Linked DNA regions of Homo sapiens: region 1 is linked to region 2. Evidence: chromatin loops called from intact Hi-C (ENCODE). Cell type or tissue: Caco-2. All regions are shown on one strand. Links, peaks and the distances in the headings refer to the core of each region. The heading gives the core; the rest is flanking DNA. Region 1 has its middle 28 kb from the start of BIRC6. Region 2 holds the start of YIPF4 (Yip1 domain family member 4).

Region 1 (5,374 bases), core at 152-5,151, 51 kb before region 2:
GTCTCGCTCTGTCGCCCAGGCTGGAGTGCAGTGGCGCTATCTCGGCTCACTGCAACCTCCACCTGCTGGGTTCAAGCAATTCTCTGCCTCAGCCTCCCGAGCAGCTGGGATTACAGGTGCCTGCCACCATGCCCAGCTAATTTTTTGTATTTTTAGTTAAGACGGGGTTTCACCATCTTGGCCAGGCTGGTCTCAAACTCCTGACCTAAGGTGATCCACCCGCCTCAGCCTCCCAAAGTGCTGGGATTACAGGCGTGAGCCACCGCGCCCGGCCAGGTTCAGTACTGTTCTAGGTTTCACTCCTAAAGGCCCTGCCTAGAATCTATTCCTTTGGCCCTTTCAAAGATTTTCTAAGTGCATACATCTCTGCAATAAATTCCTTCATGCTTAAAATACTTCCAGTGGTTTCTGTTTCTTGCACCAAACTCTGACTGGTACAGTCAGTAGGATTTCAGAGAAAAATTATATATATATAGTGAAACATTCTACCTAGGCCTCATGTTCTAATTGAGGTTATTCTAATCGCCCTCCAGTGACCCTGGCCTGCCCTTCGCTCTGATCCCAACCTTGGCCCCAGGCTGATAAAGTATGCAGAGCTCTAATTCAGGAGCCTTCTGGCTTTACTGTTTGTCCTGACTTGACCTTTGTTCTAAGTTTCTCAGCATCTGGTTTAACCTTCCTTCAGGAACTGAGTTTCTATTCCAGTGACTCAATTTCTTTCTTTCCTTGAATCTTTTTTTCCCTCTATTTTATCTTCTTTTTTTTTTTCTTTTTTGAGACTGGGTCTCGCTCTGTCGCCCAGGCTGGAGTGCAGTGGCAGAGATTTTGGCTCACTTCAAGCCCCGCCTCCCGGGTTCACGCCATTCTCCTGCCTCAGCTTCCCGAGTAGCTGGGACCACAGGCGCCCGCCACAACGCCTGGCTAATTTTTTATATTTTTTTAGTAGCGACGGGGTTTCACCATGTTAGCCAGGATGGTCTCGATCTCTGGACCCCGTGATCCGCCCGCCTTGGCTTCCCAAAGTACTGGGATTATAGGTGTGAGCCACTATGCCTGTCTGTGCCTCAGTTTCTAAAGATTGGATTTTTGCCTAACACCTTGGAGGCTAACTTCCTATGTAGATGGTTAAAACATTACCAAGGGCCGGGCATGGTGGGTCACTCTGTTGCCCAGGCTGGAGTGCAGTGGTGCAATCTCAGCTCACTGCAACTTCTGTCTCCCAGTTCAAGCGATTCTCCTGCCCCTAGCCTCCTGAGTAGCTGGGACTACAGGCATGCGCTGCCACGCTTGGCTAGTTCTTGTATTTTTAGTAGACATGGGGTTTCACCATGTTGGCCAGGCTGGTCTCGAACTCCTGACCTCAATTAATCCGTCTGCCTTGGCCTCTGAAAGTGCTAGGATCACAGGAGTGAGCCACTGTGCCCAGCTATGCCTACCCTTTAAAGAAAAATACTGGTGCTTCTCTTCTAAGAAATCTAGGAAGTTGGAAGATAAGTTCACAAGGGGAGAACATTAAAGTAGAAGAAATTCACATGGGTGGACATCACATAATTTTTTTTCAGTAAAGAGAATCAAGGACATGTTCTAAAATAGAAAACAAGAAATCCTTGTAAAAACATATTGATGTGTTCAGGCAAAAATCAGGAAGGATGAAGACATGGGATTCAAGAAACACGGCAACCAACCAAGAATGCAGTGAAGAGGAATGTCAAGATGTGGCAGAGCTGGAAAGCAATCTGTGTGCATAGATTGTCAGTGGACTCCAAGGAGCATGTAATCAAGAATGAGAATGGAATGGATTTCATGTTGCAGATGGATAAAGGAGGCACATATTTCTTCTTTTCAGCAGGGAAAAAAAGGCGATTAACATTTATAGGAAAAGCCAAAAAATTCACAAGAATGCCACAGTCCAGATATGAAGCAAACTAAGATCTGGCTTCACGTTTTTGTTTTGTTTTGTTTTGAGACAAAGTCTCACTCTCGCCCAGGCTGGAGTGCAATGGCACAGTCTCAGCTCACTGCACCCTCTGCCTTCTGGGTTCAAGTGAGTCTCTTGCCTCAGCCTCCCGAGTAGCTGGGACTGCAGGTGTGCACTACCACGCCCAGCTAATTTTTGTATTTTTGGAAGAGACAGGGTTTCACCATGTTGGCCAGGCTGGTCTCAAACTCCTGACTTCAGGTGATCCGCCTGCCCTGGCCTCCCAAAGTGCTGGGATTATAGGCGTGAGCCACCACTCCCAACCCTGGATTCTTCTTTTTTTTTTTTTTTTTTGAGATGGAGTTTCACTCTTGTTGCCCAGGCTGGAGTGCAATGGCATGATCTCAGCTCACTGCAATCTCCGCGTCCCAGGTTCAAGCGATTCTCCTGCCTCAGCCTCCTGAGTAGCTGGGATTACAGGCATGGACCACCCAAGCCCAGCTAATTTTGTATTTTTAGTAGATATGGGGTTTCTCCATGTTGGTCAGGCTGGTCTCGGACTCCTGACCTCAGGTGATCCGCCCACCTCGGCCTCCCAAAGTGCTGGGATTACGGGTGTGAGCTACCGTGCCCGGCCTCCTGGATTCATTTTTTATTAACATTGATAGGATTTAAGGAAAGATATATTCTCTTTTAGGTGACAGCAGTGTCAAAAAGTGGACCCTGAAGGAGGAAATGTCCTGGTGTGCCTCCCGTGTCTGCCTTGAGTAATATTTACATAGTGATAGTAAAGCAAATGCTGCTTACTGCTGTTCAAAGTTTAGAATCAGTTATAGACAAAACACTGACTATTTATTTACAGTTACAGAACAGGGTGTAGCTGTCATTAACCTTGAAGTTATAAAACGAAAAGACAGAAAGCAAAAGTGAAGCTGACAGAGGTTGGGTGGAAGAAGAAGAGGAGAGAATGAAAGGAGGGAGTGATAATGGCTTTATCTTATATACTGGGTAGACAAGAGCTGCTGTAAAGTTGATGAGCAAGAAGCAGGAGTTTAAGTATCTTATTTTAAGTCATAAAAATTTTCAGTATTATACCTAAGGATAATATAACTATTAAAAATGGGGAGGCCGGGCATGGTGGCTTATGCCTGTAATCCCAGCACTTTGGGAGACAGAGGTGGGTGGATCACAAGGTCAGGAGTTTGAGACCAGCCTGGCAAACATAGTGAAACCCCATCTCTACTAAACATACAAAAAATTAGCTGGGTGTGGTGGTGGGCACCTGCAATCCCAGCTACTTGGGAGGGTGAGGTGGGAGAATCACTTGAACCTGGGAGGTGGAGGTTGCAGTGAGCTGAGATTTCACCATTGCACTCCAGCCCAGGTGACAGTGCCAGACTCCATCTCAAAATAAATAAATAAATAAATAAATAATAAAATAAACTGGGGAGGACAGAGAGTGGCCTAGGTAGTTAAATCCTTACCATCCAATGGTAGGAGTAAATACAGGACTAAAATTGATGCATGGAGAAATATTAACATAGGAGGCTGGGTGTGGTGGCTCACAGTTATAATCCCAGTGCTTTGGGAGGCTGAGCCAGGAGGATGACTCGAGGCCAGGAGTTTGAAACCAGACTGGGTAACATAGTAAGATTCCATTTTTACAAAAAAAAAAAATTGTAATTAGCCAGATGTGATGGCACGCATCTATAGTTCTGGCTACGGGGAAGGCTGAGGTGGGAGGCTCTCTTGAGCCCAGGAGTTCGAGGCTTCAGTGAGCCATGATCACACTACTGCAACAGAGTGAAGAGTTAGAGACCTTGTCTCCAAAACAAAACAAAACAAAACAAAACAAATTAACATAGAAATATTACTCAGAGTTATAAAGTGACTACCTGCAAATAAAAATAAAATGACTTGCCCCCAAGCAGCACTAGGGTGAGGAGTACGGAAGGAATGAAGAGGGGTCTGTGGCATTTCATTATGTCTTTCTAGACTGGCTAATTTTTTACTATGTGTGATTAAAACAGCTAATAAAAATTAGGACAAGTTAACTGAAAATAGATATAATAGGTCGGGCATGGTGGCTTATGCCTGTAATCCCAGCTACTTGGGAGGATGAGGCAGGAGGGTCACTTGAGCCAGGGAGGTGGAGGTTGCAGTGAGCCAAGACTGCACCACTGCACTCCAGCCTGGCCAACAGAGTGAGACTCAGTCTCAAAAAAAAAGAAAATAGATATAAGAGGCCGGGTGTAGTGGTGCATACCTGTAATCCCAGCTACTCTGGGAAGCTGAGGCATGGAATTGCTTGAACCCAGGAGGCAAGGTTGCAGTGAGCCAAGATGGCACCACTGCACTCCAGCCTGGGTGACAGAGCAGACTCCATCTCAAAAAAAAAAAAAAAAAAAGAAAGGAAAGGAAAATAGAGGCCGGACGCGGTGGCTCATGCCTGTAATCCAGCATTTTGGAAGGCCGAGGGGGGGTGGATCACCTGAGGTCAGGAGTTCGAGACCAGCCTGACCAATATGATGAAACCCTGTTTCTACTAAAAATACAAAAAGTACCTGGGTGTGGTGGCGCACACCTGTAATCCCAGCTACTTGGGAGGCTGAGGCAGGAGAATCACTTGAACCCGGGGGGTGGAGGTTGCAGTGAGCCGAGATCACGCCATTGCACTCCAGCCTGGGCAACAAGAGCGAAACTCTGTCTCAAAAAAGAAAATAGATATAATAGGCCAGGTGTGGTGGTGCATGCCTGTAATCCCAGCTACTCTGGCCTGTATTTTCTTATACAAAAATCTATCTCTAGGTTCTTCCCTTGCCATATTTTGAGACAAAGGTAGCAGGTAGGAGATTCTGGTACAGTTTTAGGGTACATATAAATGAAGGGAAAAACATAAAAATACTCATAAAATAAGAGTAGCATTAATTCTTTTTTTTTTTTTGAGACAGCATCTTGCTTTGTTGCCCAGGCTGAAGTGCAGTGGCGCAATCTCGGCTCACTGCAATCTCTACCTCCCGGGTTCAAGCGATTATCCTGCCTCAGCCTCCTGAGTAGCTGGGATACAGTCTTGTGCCACCATGCCCAACTAATTTTTGTATTTTTTAGTAGAGACAAGGTTTCGCCATGTTGGCAAGGCTGGTCTCAAACTGCTGGCCTCAAGTGATCCTCCTGCCTTGGCCTCCCAAAGTGCTGGGATTACAGGCGTGAGCCACCGTGCCCAGCCTAAGAGTAGCATCAATTCTTCATTCATTAATTAAATTAGTAAAAATTAAATAGATATTATGTACCAGGCACTAGGCTAGATGGTAATACTGTGTATAAAGACAGGCCTAAAAGCATTATTCCATCCCTAGTAGTACTTTCACTGCTTGAAATTTTAGAAGATATGTTCATTTAGTGTTCTTTGATGTAGGGAGCTGTCCTGAGCATTGTAGGATATTTAGTAGCATTCCT
Region 2 (5,360 bases), core at 1-5,000:
AAAAAAATAAACAAATACATGGAAACATGAGTTTGAACAAACATCATGTTCTGACACTTAAACAATTTTTTTAAACCTGGGAAATTAAAGTTGATATTCCTCCCTAAGCACCATGCTACCAAATGTAGATGAAACAAATTGAAATATTTTGGGGTGCTGTATCTCAGTTTAAAAGAAATTTACGGCTTGGCTGGTAGCTCACATCTGTAATCCCAGCAATTTGGGAGGCCAAGAATCTGAGACAAGCCTAGGCAACCTAGTGAGATCTACAAAATGTTCAAAAATTAGGCCGGGCGCGGTGGCTCACGCCTGTAATCCCAGCACTTTGGGAGGCCGAGGCAGGCAGATCACGAGGTCAGGAGATCGAGACCATCCTGGCTAACACAGTGAAACCCCGTCTCTACTAAAAATACAAAAAAAAAATTAGCCGCGCGTGGTGCCGGGCGCCTGTAGTCCTAGCTACTCGGGAGGCTGAGGCAGAGAATGGCGTGAACCCGGGAGGCGGAGCTTGCAGTGAGCTGAGACTGCGCCACTGCACTCCAGCCTGGGCGACAGAGCAAGACTCTGTCTCAAAAAAAAAAAAAATTAGCCTGGGCGGATCACAAGATCAGGAGATCAAGACCATCCTGGCTAACACAGTGAAACCCCGTCTCTACTAAAAAAATACAAAAAAATTAGCTGGGTGTGGTGGCTGGCACCTGTAGTTCCAGCTACTCGGGAGGCTGAGGCAGGAGAATAGCATGAACCTGGGAAGCGGAGCTTGCAGTGAGCCAAGACTGCACCACTGCACTCCAGCCTGGGTGACAAAGTGAGACTCCGCCTCAAAAAAAAAATATATATATATATATTAGCTGGGCACGGTGGCACAGACCTTAGGGTTTCATGGGTCCACTTGAAGAGAATAAGCCACCCAGAAAAACCAGCCACCAGACGGTCTCCAGCTACTCAGGAGACTGAAGCGGGAGGATCACTGGAGCCCAGGAATTTGAGGTTATAGTAAGCTATGATCAAACCACTGCACTCCAGCCTGGCAACCGAGTGAGACCACACCTCAAAAAAAAAAAAAAAGAACATAAGAGAAAAAAAAATAAATGTCTCAGCTATGTTCCCTTTGATAGACAAAAATTTTATTGTACATTTTAAATTATGACCAGTACTATTTTTAAAAAACAATGCCAAACAGCACAACAAGAAAAACAAAAGGGAAAACAAGCTATACTGATACACCATAAAATTTCTTAGGAAAATCTAGGTTCTTTCGGCCGGGCGCGGTGGCTCACGCCTGTAATCCCAGCACTTTGGGAGGCCGAGGCGGACGGATCACGAGGTCAGGAGATCGAGACCATCCTGGCTAACACTATGAAACCCCGTCTCTACTAAAAAAAAATACAAAAAAAAAAAAAATTAGCCGGGCGTGGTGGCGGGCGCCTGTAGTCCCAGCTACACGGGAGGCTGAGGCCAGAGAATGGCGTGAACCCGGGAGGCAGAGCTCGCAGTGAGCCGAGATGGCATCACTGCACTCCAGCCTGGGCGACAGAGCGAGACTCAGTCTCAAAAAAAAAAAAAAAAAAAAAGGAAAATCTAGGTTCTTTCTCAGACTGAAATTTCTGTAAACATAATTTATGATTTCATAGCAGCCAGTAAGTCTGGTCACTGGAAAATAACTGGTGCACGAAGTGTAATAAAAATTTGAAAATGGCCGGGGCGCGGTGGCTCACGCCGGTAATCCCAGCACTTTGGGAGGCCGAGGCGGGCGGATCACGAGGTCAGGAGATCGAGAGACCATCATGGCTAACACGGTGAAACCTCATCTCTACTAAAAATACAAAAAAAATTAGTCGGGGGTGGTGGCGGGTGCCTGTAGCCCCAGCTACTCGGGAGGCTGAGGCAGGAGAATGGCGTGAACCCGGGAGGCGGAGCTTGCAGTGAGCCGAGATCGCGCCACTGCACTCCAGCCTGGGCGACAGAGCTCAAGAAAAAAAAAAAAATTGAAAATGACTAGCAGAATAATATCCAGGTTATGAGTTGGATAGGGAACTGAGAATAGGAGGGAAACATTCTCCTGTGCTGTAGGAAAATATCTCCAGCACAATCGCTTCCTCAGAATAATACAAGGAAATCTGTAGAGGCTACTGGAAACACATTGTTGGTTTACACTAAACTTCCAATATACCTGCGTCAATTTCTCTGAATACTGAGGTGAAACATTACAAAATGCGAGGAAAACGGGGACTCGGGCAAGACATCAAATTCAATAAAAACCATTTAGTTTGTATTTGCAGTGCCGAATCTGATCCCAGACCCCCCCCAAAAAATTATCTGTTGATACATAACAGAAGAAAACAGCCCTCCTTCCTTTTTCTCATTCTTTGAGATCTCCCTTGGCCAATCTGTCCTTTTTCTGAGTAAGGGCGAGTAATTCCAGAACTAAAAGCTTAGGATTTTGTGGGTCCAATTGAAGAGACTAAGCCACCCAGAAAAACCAGCCACCAGACGGTATGGGGAAAACCAAGGGCTGACCGAGTAACTTGATGCTTTAAAAAGCAGCTCCCTACACCCCTCCCTCCGTCCTTCGGGGCCTCTCGGAAGGCCCGGCAGGCGTGGTGGGCTGCAGTCACCAGTCAGCTTCCTGCCTGTCCCCACCCGGCCACGACCACCTCGGCACCAGAAAGACCCTACGGCGTCGGGCCCTGGCTTCCTCCGGGTGATAGCCCTTCCAGGGGCTCAGCCTCACCTTCCGCGTCTGCTGAGGAGACAAAGGTGAAGTCCCCGTTAGTGGGGGCATAGGCCGGGGGCGGGCCCGGAGGCTGCATCTCGCGGCGACTCCCAACCGGCCGCGGTAGAAGAGGCTGCGGCTGGGCCCAGACCCCGAGGCGGCCGCGGCGGCGACCCGCACGCTCGCCCTACGGTGCGGCCTACGAGTCTCGACGTGCAAGCTGCGAGCGAGGCCAGAAACGGGCACAGCGGGCCGCTGAGCTGCCCCGAGACTACCCCACCAAAGTCTTCTTGGTGGCGACCACCCAAGCACCACGACGCCGGCACCCTGACAGGACCATAACAGTGACAGCGGCGCTGGGATTGGCTCTTTGTAATGTGCTCTCCCATTGGCTCCCGGAGGAAGATTCTGATTGGGTCTTCCTGTTGTTGATTCCGGAAGTTTACCCAGGACAGGAAGTTCACTTGTAATTCGTGGAAATCTCAGGCCTCTTTTTCCTCCTTGGGTGCTTTTGTTCCTTTAAGTGCGATCTTTCCTGGCGTTTTGTTTACCTATTACCTCCGTTTTTGTTAAGTGGGTGGGTTAAAGAATTTTAGAACTAGGTAGATTTTATGGGTCAGCCGCCGTACAGGATCTCAAGATTCCCTTGCCATTAGCCATTAATTAATAGTGTAGGATCTTGACTAAGTTATATGTAATGTCTGGATGGCAGTTTCCTCACCTGTAAGATGAAGAGGGATGGATCGGAGAATGAAGATAAAAGGCAGAGAAGCCGTAAATCGCCACCCAGAGACTAGGGCTGTAGATACATTCCTTTATGAGGGAGAAAACTGAGGCCAGAGAAAGTAAGGTAGAAACAGATTTAGGACAGTACCTAAATCTCCTAATTTCTAGTCAAGTGCTCTTTTCACTGGAAGGCCCTGTCTACTGATAAGCTTGCCGAAGTTAACAAACTCACCTGCTTTTAAATGTTTACATACGTAACTTTAATATTCAAGCTACATAAATGTGGCTTCCAACTTGAAGAAAGAGGGGTTGGGGTATATTAGGAGGCCAACTTGGAGAAATACACAATTGATCAGCAATAGAGCAATCGAGAGACATGTCTATTAGTGTGTTAAATGGTATTTCTGGAAAATTTTCTCACAGGAGGTAACATGTTGGTACTTAAAGGATGAGTAAATGTAGTGGTTTTGTTTGTTTTAGAGACAAGGTCGCTCCGTTACCCAGGCTGGAGTGCAGTGGTGCAGTAATAGCTCCTTGTAACCTCACACTCCTGGGCTCAGGCAGTCCTCCCAACTCAGCTATCTAAGTAGCTGGGACTACAAGCCCCCTGCCACCATGTTTGGCTAATATTTATTTATTTATTTATTTATTTTTGAGACGGAGTCTCATTCTGTCGACAGGATGGAGTGCAGTGGCGCGATCTCGGCTCACTGCAACCTCCGCCTCCAGGGTTCAAGCGATTCTCCTGCCTCAGCCTCCCGAGTAGCTGGGACTACAGGTGCCTGCCACCACGCCTGGGTAATTTTTTGTATTTTTAGCAGAGACGGGGTTTCACCATGTTAGTCAGGATGGTCTCGATCTCCTGACCTTGTGGTCTGCCTGCCTTGGCCTCCCAAAATGCTGAGATTACCGGCGTGAGCCACTGCACCCAGCCCGAATATAACCATTTTTTAAAACATGCCAATTTGATGGGTGATTGTGGGGAAAAGAAAGAGAGATCAGATTGTTACTGTGTCTGTGTAGGAAGAAGTAGACATAGGAGACTCCATTTTGTTCTGTACTAAGACAAATTCTTCTGCCTTGAGATGCTGTTAATCTATAACCTTAGCCCCAAACCCGAACTCTCTGAAACATGTGCTGTGTCAACTCACGGTTAAATGGATTAAGGGCTGTGCTAGATGTGCTTTGTTAAACAGATGCTGGAAGGCGGCATGCTCCTTAAGAGTCATCACCACTCCCTAATCTCAAGTACCCAGGGACACAAACACTGCGGAAGGCCGCAGGTACCTCTGCCTAGGAAAGCCAGGTGTTGTCCAAGGTTTCTCCCCATGTGATAGTCTGAAATATGGCCTCGTAGGAAGGGAAAGACCTGACCGTCCTCCAACCCGACACCCGTAAAGGGTCTGTGCTGAGGAGGATTAGTATAAGAGGAAGGCATGCCTCTTTGCAGTTGAGACAAGAGGAAGGCATCTGTCTCCTGCCCATCCCTGGGCAATGGAATGTCTTGGTATAAAACCCGATTGTATGTTCCATCTACTGAGATAGGGGAAAACTGCCTTAGGGCTGGAGGTGGGCCATGCGGGCAACAATACTGCTCTGTAAGGCATTGAGATATTTATGTGTATGCATATCTAAAGCACAGCACTTAATTCTTTACCTTGTCTATGATGCAGAGACCTTTGTTCACGTGTTTATCTGCTGACCTTCTCTCCACTATTATCCTATGACCCTGCCACATCCCCGTCTCTGAGAAACACCTAAGAATGATCAATAAATACTAAGGGAACTCAGAGGCTGGCAGGATCCTCCGTATGCTGAACGCTGGTCCCCTGGGCTCCCTTATTTCTTTCTCTATACTTTGTCTCTGTGTCTTTTTCTTTTCCAAGTCTCTCGTTCCACCTAACGAGAAACACCCACA

What was found. Peaks named below come from ENCODE experiments on the same cell type or tissue, not always from the same donor. Only the 100,000 strongest peaks of a DNase experiment are listed, where the experiment ranks them.
Region 1: it touches region 2 in a loop (6-fold over the local background); 3 of 110 quality-filtered maps call a loop at or near these places.

Annotation. Positions count from the first base shown.
Region 1 is chr2:32,326,688-32,332,061 of GRCh38, reverse strand. No RefSeq gene overlaps it. Among named protein-coding and RNA genes, the nearest start is that of BIRC6, 28 kb to the left of the region's middle. In Caco-2, for the core only: no CTCF peak of the experiment used is centred there; DNase peaks (open chromatin) are centred at 571 and 2,651.
Region 2 is chr2:32,275,609-32,280,968 of GRCh38, reverse strand. It overlaps YIPF4 (Yip1 domain family member 4), which reads right to left and starts at 3,065. Exons shown (of 6, transcript NM_032312.4): 1 at 2,735-3,065. The coding sequence starts at 2,813. RefSeq lists a silencer at 2,858-2,967 and an enhancer at 3,205-3,950. In Caco-2, for the core only: no CTCF peak of the experiment used is centred there; DNase peaks (open chromatin) are centred at 2,748 and 3,098; H3K4me3 peaks cover 1,836 bases.